Linked DNA regions of Homo sapiens: region 2 is linked to region 1. A link is an interaction called in ENCODE POLR2A ChIA-PET data of the cell type or tissue named here. Cell type or tissue: endothelial cell of umbilical vein. All regions are shown on one strand. Links, peaks and the distances in the headings refer to the core of each region. The heading gives the core; the rest is flanking DNA.

Region 1 (4,404 bases), core at 200-4,199:
CCACATTACAAAGATATTATATGGTTGCGATTAATGTGATTGCAATACATTTTGTAAAAATTAATAATGACTAACCCTTTAAAATATTTAGGAAGCAGATATTTGTTTATATTTGCTAAATAGCTATGCCAACTCTTTAGCTTTTGTGAGTGACTTCTAGCATAGGAACAGTGATGGATAATATGAAGCACTATATATAATAACTCATCGGCCGGGCGCGGTGGCTCACGCCTGTAATCCCAGCACTTTGGGAGGCCGAGGCGGGCGGATCACGAGGTCAGGAGATCGACACCATCCTGGCTAACACGGTGAAACCCTGTCTCTACTAAAAACACAAAAAATTAGCCGGGCGTGGTGGTGGGCGCCTGTAGTCCCACTACTCAGGAGGCAGAGCTTGCAGTGAGCCAAGATTGCACCACTGCACTCCAGCCTGGGTGACAGAGTGAGACTCTGTCAAAAAAAAACAACCTCATATATTTTTACTTGAAAACATACATTTTGCCTTTAGGATTTTTACTTGTTAGAATATCCTAAAGGACCTATAATTGTAAATGTAAAATTGACTAATTTCTGGGTTTTAAAAAAAAGTATTTGAAAGCTGATCTGCTGTGAACATTGAACCAGATGTTAAGAAAAATGCTAGTAAGAAATGAGACTTGGGAGCAAAGAAGCAGAACTAAACTTTTCATATATGGTTTCTATGGAGTAATTGAGAACGTACATATTAACAGGGATACAAAGTCAGGCCCTCTCATTCAAGATGCTTTCTGTCTTTAAAAAAAAAAAAAAGTAATTTTTGAAATTTTCTGTGGCAACAGTCCCATAGCAGAAAGCAAAGAGTTTTGAATTAAGTGATCAGAATATCATTCTTATAATTTTACTACACTGAACATTATTTAGAAAATTTTGAATGATATTAAAACCGCTATAAAACATACTTGCCTACCATAAGACTTAGGATTTAAGCCAGATTAAAATAAATATTTATTTAGAAGGATGTATGTAAGAACTGGTGAAATATAAATGAGGTCTGTATTTGAGTTAATAGTATTGTGCCAATGTCAGTTTCCTAGCTTTGATGATAATGTACTATGGGTATTTAAAATGCTATCATTGGGAGAAGCTGGGTAAAAGGTGCGTGAGAAGTCTCTGTACTATATTTGCAAGTTTTGTGGTCTTAAACCATTTCAAAGTAAAGTTATTTTAGAAAATATCTAAATATATATTTTAGAAAGTATTATCTTTTTCTCTGTAACTAGTGGCTAATTAGCTCAGTCTGAAAGAGTATGTAGAGGTGGAACTGCTAAATATATTTCTGATCTAGACTTACTTGATGATGCTTGAATTAGTAAGTGAATGTTATGTGCCAACATATGCTATGATACATATAAATATATAAGATTAAATGATAGGAGCTAATTATTTCTTGGCATGTTGCAGTGGGTCCATTTAAAACTGTTTATGTAGGAAACTACTGTAATTATAAAAATGAGCACAGCCCAACAGCCCAGTATATTAGTTGAAATATAAAAGGCGTTGTGTCCAAGATTTGAAATGCCTTACAATAAGCTTGGCACTTACTTACCTTCACACAAAGCAGACACATTTTATTGTGATTTTAGTGTTCCATATTATATGGTACAGTACCAAAGGAAAACTCTAAAATATGTACTCAAAATCCTGATGTGCCCTTCTTTCCAAACAGGTGGCACCACAATGAATATAACCTTTAGAGTTAATATCTGAGGACAAACCCAGCAGTTACACCAGCATGATTTAGGTCCTGCTGTTACAATTATTATTATTGTATTTATTTCACAATTAAGTTGCAGAGTTGAGCTCGATATAGTTCCAGCTGTGGCTTTTTTTTCAACTGTCTCAATAGTTCATAGATATGGCCAAATGTTCAATAATAGTGAAAGCTTATAGTCCACATATTATTTCTGTAGCACCAATTTTATGTGAAAAAATGATTTATCTAAATCTCAGAGAATTTCCATAACTAGTTTTGTTATACATCTACAAAACTAAGTTAAAAGAACAGAGCAGACTTTTTAAATAGCTAGATTGGCCAAATCCACCTCATTATCATCAAGAAGATACTGAAACACCGTGTTTATACAACAAGACCAGGCATTGTAAAAGAGGAGGAAAGGTAGAGACAAAATTTATTTAGCCCTCAGGAATCTTTCATTCTGATAGTGTAAATTTGACAACTTTAGAGGGACTTATTAACATGTATCTTATATATCTTGATACCGAATATATATTTTGTGATTGCATTAGAGCCATGAAATATTACACAGGTCATTTGAACATAGCATTTTCATAGAGAAGGTGACATTTGCAAAAGATTAGGAGAAAAGTAACTACGATTAGAAAATCGTAGTTTTATTTTGTCTCTTGAGAATGAATTGATGTTAATTTTATGTCTGATTTGGCCAAATACGATGTGGAATTTGCTAAAGACTGAAAAAAGAAGAGACATCAAATAGAGGGTTGCAAGTTAACAGACCATGTTATAATTAAATGAGGGAAAAAAAAGTAGAGTTGTTAAACTCCCAGAGAAGTCATTTCCCCTTGGTTTGGTGCATTTCACTTTGGTGGTGAAGTAAATGACCATATGGGCACTTTTCTAGCTCTGTCCGCAGGTAGCACTGGGTATTTGTGGACAAATTACCTAGCTTTTCATAGCACTAGTTTCCTTGTTGATAGACTTCAGAATTCTAAATTCCATTTTACATCCTTATTTCTATGTTTAACTTAAAGATAATCCTTTGCAGCCGGGCACAGTGGCTCACACCTGTAATCCCAGCACTTTGGGAGGCCGAGGCAGGCGGATCACGAGGTCAGGAGATCGAGACCATCCTGGCTAACATGGTGAAACCCCATCTCTACTGAAAATACAAAAAATCAGCCGGGTGTTGTGGTGGGCGCCTGTGGTCCCAGCTACTCAGGAGGCTGAGGCAGGAGGATGGCATGAATCCGGGAGGTGGAGCTTGCGGTGAGCCGAGATCGAGTCACTGCACTCCAGCCCGGGCAACAGAGCCAGACTCTGCCTCAAAAAAAAAAAAAAACAAAAAAAAAAACAAACAGATCATCCTTTGCACTGGAATTATCCTGCAGTGGAGGATAGTAATGAAAGTGTAGACTCTGTTTCTGAACACTAGCTATGTCACTTTCAAACTGTGTGATTTTCCTTCAAGTTTCTCAATCACTCCAGGTCTGGTTTCTAAATAGAGGAATAGGAGTAGAGATTAATATTGTGAAGATTAAATGAGAAAACTTATATAAAGCACTTAGTACGGTGCCCTGCATATTGTGAAGGCTTGGTATGTTGTTAGTAGATTCATTTTATTATCATTATTAATAATACTGAACCCTGGCTGTTGGGGGAATTGGTTCTATCCTCCTGTCTCATAGTCAAAATAGGTTAAAGGGCCTTCTATCTCTTATTTCTGGTGGTGCATTATAATTACTAATAGTAATGTGCTTCATTTGTATATGATCCTTTATAGTTTACATGGCGCTGTTTTATGTAATCTTACTAAAATTTCAAAAATAATTTTAAAAAGCCAGAATTCACAAGAATGTGACTCGGAGAAGAAGTAGATGTTTTTCTAAGTAGATCTTTCAGTTTAACTGATTCAAATTTTCTCATGTTTCATATACATGATTATCATGTCTTTTGATAAACAGAATGTTAACCAGAGTACAACCTTGTATGAACATATTTATTCAGCTTAGAAAAGATCCAGAGGTACAAAATCTAGATCCCAGTGTAGAAGTTAGCATACACAGTACAATTTCTAGTATGTCCATAAACAATATGTTAAAGTATTAGTTTGAGCCATATAGGATTGCCAATATCTGAGTGTTATAGAGCTACAAAATTAGTAGGAAATTTTGTTGCTTTAACCTAATCATTAAATTAGAATTGTGTGACTTAAAGTTACAAATGGTTTCCGAATATTTTGCAGTAAAAAAGTAGTGAGGAAAATAAATATAAATACTAAACTAGACCTGGGAAATTTAAGGCTATAAAGAATTCTAGCTTACAGAGAGAGGAGTCTTTGTTTGCAACCTCCCACTAGCTAAATTTAAATTATCACAAATTTCATCCTCTCCTTTACTTAACCCTTGACTCATGCAACTAGTCAAATGTCTTTTTCTTGCTAATTTTTTCTTTCCATAGATCACTTATAGGGAGTTCTGGTTAAAAATGATGTCTCTTTAACCTTCACTAAAATGAGAATAGGGGAATTAAAATGATATTTACCACAAAGAGAAAAAAATCTGGGAGGAAAAACAATAAAATAAAAAAGATAAAAAATTTAGGAATATGCAGAGAATGGAGGAGTTAGCATATCTTGGAAACCTGAATTCCAAGTACTTAGAACTTGG
Region 2 (4,404 bases), core at 181-4,180, 240 kb after region 1:
TAAGTAGTGATTATTATTATTTAAGGTGTCCAACCTCATGATCTCCATTAATAGGTAAGGACTTTGGGGACAGCATAAAATTACATGAATCTCTTACCTTAAACCTTAAGCTCAGCAGCATACATGCCCATGACAGGCAAGAGTTAGAACGTAAGATGGTCAGTAACATAGATCTTGAAAGGAAATATGTTGGAGTGTGAGCACTTTAAGGGCATAGGGCCTGCATTACTTTTTTATTAAAAATAATTTTGCATCTAACACAACATCTTGCATATTAGATGCAGGATATGCCTTGATTGAATGAATAACTGGGCACTTAAAAGATTGTTCCCAGTCTAATAAAATGAAAGAACTTAGCCTGGTGCTTAGTCTAATGTCCAGAAAGAGTTAATGAACTTCACTTTATCTTCAGTCAGTTAAGAATTGATTCACTTTGTTACTCAACAAATGTCTGTTGAATGACCAATGTAAATCAAACTCTGATCTAGGAACTGGGGAAACGGCAGTAAATAAAACAAAGTTTATTTATTGTGGAGCTTACATTTTAACAAGAGAAGATGGACAATCAGGTCATGATAAGTTTGATTTAAAAACAAAGAATAAAGCAGGCTAAAGGGGCTAGAGGATGGGAGAAGGGGACCCTTTTAGTGGAGTGGTCAGGAATGGTGACATTTCAGTAGAGATGTGAGGAAGTACACCAGTCAGATATTGGGGGACAAAGTGTTCCAGGTGGAGGAAACAGTAAAAGTAAAGGATCCAAGATGGAGCATGCTTAGAGGGTTTGAGAAATATTAATAGCAAGGAAGCCAGTATGACTGAAGCCAAGGAAGAAAGATGGTGAATGATAGGAGGTCAGTGAGTGACCAAGGGCCAGACGAGGAAGGGTCTTATCAACTATGGTTGGCTATCGTTAAAAGCCTTTGGCATATATGCTTTGTGAGAAGGGAAGTCATAGAATTCTGAGCTAAGAAGTGACATGGTGCCTGTAGCATTGTTACTTACTGTGCCTGTAGTATTCATTCATTCATTCCTATATTTATTAACAAAAACGAGTCACCTGAAATATGAAGATAAAAAGAGAATTATTGCCTTGGGACATTTAAATACCAATCACAAAAGACAGACCTATAAAAAATGACCTCCTACAGTGGTAGTAAATAGTGGGTGCAATGGGAGTAGAATGGAAGGGAGGAATCCATTCCACAGTGAGAGAAAGGAGATGTTCTATCTAGTTGAGTATTAACGCATATTGTCCCTGAGGCTACATGCAAATCCAAAGTAGAGGGTATTCCTTTTGATAGGAACTTAGCAAAGAATGTTTATAATTGCTTGGTCCCTGATCTCACCTAGCAAGAGTCACAAGATGCATTCAGTGATGAAAAATCAGTTTCTCCCTTCTACTTAGCCATTCTGATAAGATGAATATCTCGGGCCGGGCGCGGTGGCTCACGCCTGTGATCCCAGCACTTTGGGAGGCCAAGGTGGGTGGATCACCTGAGGTCAGGAGTTCAAGACCAGCCTGACCAACATGGTGAAACCCCGTCTCTACTGAAAAATACAAAAGTTAGCTGGGCATGGTGACAGGCACCTGTAATCCCAGCTACTTGGGAGGCTGAGGCAGGAGAATTGCTTGAACCCAGGAGGCGGAGGTTGCAGTGAGCCGAGATCGCGCCATTGCGCTCCAGCCTGGGTGACGGAGCAAGACTCTGTATCCAAAAAAAAAAAAAAAGATGAATATCTCCCTTTCCAGTTTCGTGTGTAGTCTCCTTACCGCCCTTCTGTTCAGAAAAGGGATTTCTTACGTATGTATAATGAATATAAATATAGGTTTTAGAGAGCACTAATGTTTTAATGAGATAGAAATAGGCAGACGAGAGAGAATAATTGAAGGATTAGTCAACATGAGGGCAATTTGATAGGGAAAGAAAAAGTCTGAGCAGGAAATGTCTGTGGAAAAAAAAAATCGAAGAGGAATGGAATGAAATGAGCTCATTTATGGTGTGAGTTAGGGACAGAAGGGATTTATTCTCAGGAGGTGAAAAGTGAAGGAGTTCATGTTATAGAATTCGACCTAGACCAGCTATCAAGGGAAAGAAAGTAATTCAAAAGACTTGGTCCAGGAGATCTGGAGCAGATACATCTATTAGAGGAAGATTCAGTTTTGAACTGCATCTTCAGTTATTCCTGGAACCCAACACAAAAGCTCATGACAACCTTGTTATCTTCAGGCAAAAAAAAAAAAAAAAAAAAAAAAAAGGCGGGGGCAGCAAGGCTTATGTCTTAAACAAGACAGCACATAACTTCAGGTCAGAGAATTCCATTAACATGAATCACCCACACCAATTTAAATAGGAAAAAAAATAGTAAGCTTGGTTATGTAAAAATTTAGTTTAAAAATCAGAACCAACAATTGAAATTAAACAAGAATGTTTTATTTATTTCTAAAAATATTTAGCTATTTATTTTGAATTCTGAAGCAATACTAATATAGTATATAATGATAAAACACAGTTGATTTTCATAGTAAACATCAGCATCAGAATGCCAAGAGGAAGATTTGTCTCCGTTCATGTTTTATTACTCTGAGAACCGCGTAACATTTTTTAAAGAGTCAGAAAATGGCTAGAAAAAGAGGAAGAAAGATTATTTCCTTAACTAGTTCCCTGGTCCCATGCTTTGGTGGTTAACAGTCAGTTTAACTCTAGAACCATGGAAAGTCTCTGTCACTTTCCTGGTTACCCTGGGATTCCTCACATTGGCAGTAAGTTCGTGAATGAGATAAATATCCTGATAACTAGCTACATTAATGATGAAAATAATTATAAACGTAGGAGTTGGAATTTTTAAAAAGTATCGAGCGCTCTGTGCTCTTAACACAGAGGAAGCATTTTGCATAGATTAACCCGTTTAATCCTCACACCAACCTTTAAAATAAGGACTGTTATTGTCTCCATTTCACAGAAGAGAAAACTGAGACTAGAACAATTTACTAACATATTCAAGTTCATACTTGTAACTATTATGGATTATCAGCCTTAGAAAAGGGGTTCCAGACACCAGTGAATAGCAACCCACACGTCTCAACTGCACAGACCAAAGAGGATGATAATCCCCATTAATCTTTGCATGTTAGTAGAGGCAGTGGCTAGTAACAAATGGGAGAGACTTTGGCTGGAGGATATTTTTTATTCTTTAATCTTTATGATACTGTTTCCCCTCTCCCCTTCTCTCTCTACTCCTCTCTCTGTCAGCTGTATCCACAATAATGCCACAATATAACTACTATACAAGAATATAAAGCTTCTGTTCTCATGCTTATGGGTCTACAGGTCAACTGTAATTCGGGTGATCTGGATAAAACTTGACTGGAAAGCTCTACTTCATACTGAAGCATGCCTGGGTTCGCCTCTAGGCTGTGAGTTCAGTTTAGATGGTTTCTAAATGTGTTGGGTTGTGAGCCCCAGACTAAAGGATCAGAAGCAACCTGGGGCATGTTCTCATGGCAGATTGCCAGTGTGACAAGCCTCTGTTCACATCATATCTGCTAAAGCAAGTCACATGGTCAAGCAAGCCAAGGTCAAGGAGCTAGGAAGCACACTGCGCTCACCATGAGGCCATGGCTAAGGTATACATGTTTAGTTCTTTCACAACTGAGTGAAAAATGGGCCCCAAATTCAATCTCTCCTATACTCTTTTTGCGTTAATTGCTAGTTCTTTCTCACTCTTCTCGCTTTCTAATGGATGTACATCCCATCTATGATCATTTGGTTTTTAATATCTGAGTTGCTCCCTACTGTCTCAGGTTTCAAATTTTACTTTCCTTGAAATTTCCCTGGTGCCTAATACAATACCTTTCACACAGAGAGCGTTCAGCAAATGGTGTGGACTGCCTGTCGTCTTTTAAAAGTACATCTGCAGAGACAGTAAAGGCACCTGGCGATATTGCATTGACTTGTTAGTAACCTGACTTAACCCAGATGGCCCAAAGACTGTAACCACCATTACCTGGAGGAAAGTTCCCTGGTAATGCAGTCAGCCAATTATGTTCGAATTTACTCGAAAATTCCTTGAGCATAAATTATTCATGGCTCTATTTATGTAGGTATCTATCTTCCTATATCTGACCTTAGGAAGCTTGATTGCTTTCTTACTCTTCTAATAATCACCGTGATGTTTTTGAAGTTTTCTATAAGTCGGTTAGAAGCAGCTTTTTTTTCTTTTTTTTTTTCATGAGTAATGCCGCCCAACTTTGGCTATTAGACTTTGTGTGACTGTGCAGCCATCAGCACTGGATATTAGATATAGTTTTATCTCTGCAACTCAGTCACCTTGCCAAGAATTTTAGTATGAACTCTTGACTTCCCAGATCAAATGTGAGCCTGATACTCTAAATGACTTGGCAAT

The links. Peaks named below come from ENCODE experiments on the same cell type or tissue, not always from the same donor. Only the 100,000 strongest peaks of a DNase experiment are listed, where the experiment ranks them.
Region 2: POLR2A ChIA-PET joins it to region 1 with 6 read pairs; 2 of 35 experiments call an interaction of 5 or more read pairs at or near these places.

Annotation. Positions count from the first base shown.
Region 1 is chrX:31,572,820-31,577,223 of GRCh38, reverse strand. All of the region lies in intron 55 of DMD (dystrophin), which reads left to right. Among named protein-coding and RNA genes, the nearest start is that of FTHL17, 500 kb to the right of the region's middle. In endothelial cell of umbilical vein, for the core only: no CTCF peak of the experiment used is centred there; no DNase peak of the experiment used is centred there.
Region 2 is chrX:31,331,260-31,335,663 of GRCh38, reverse strand. The region is part of intron 61 of DMD (dystrophin); the gene reads left to right. Among named protein-coding and RNA genes, the nearest start is that of FTHL17, 260 kb to the right of the region's middle. In endothelial cell of umbilical vein, for the core only: no CTCF peak of the experiment used is centred there; a DNase peak (open chromatin) is centred at 2,103; H3K27ac peaks cover 944 bases.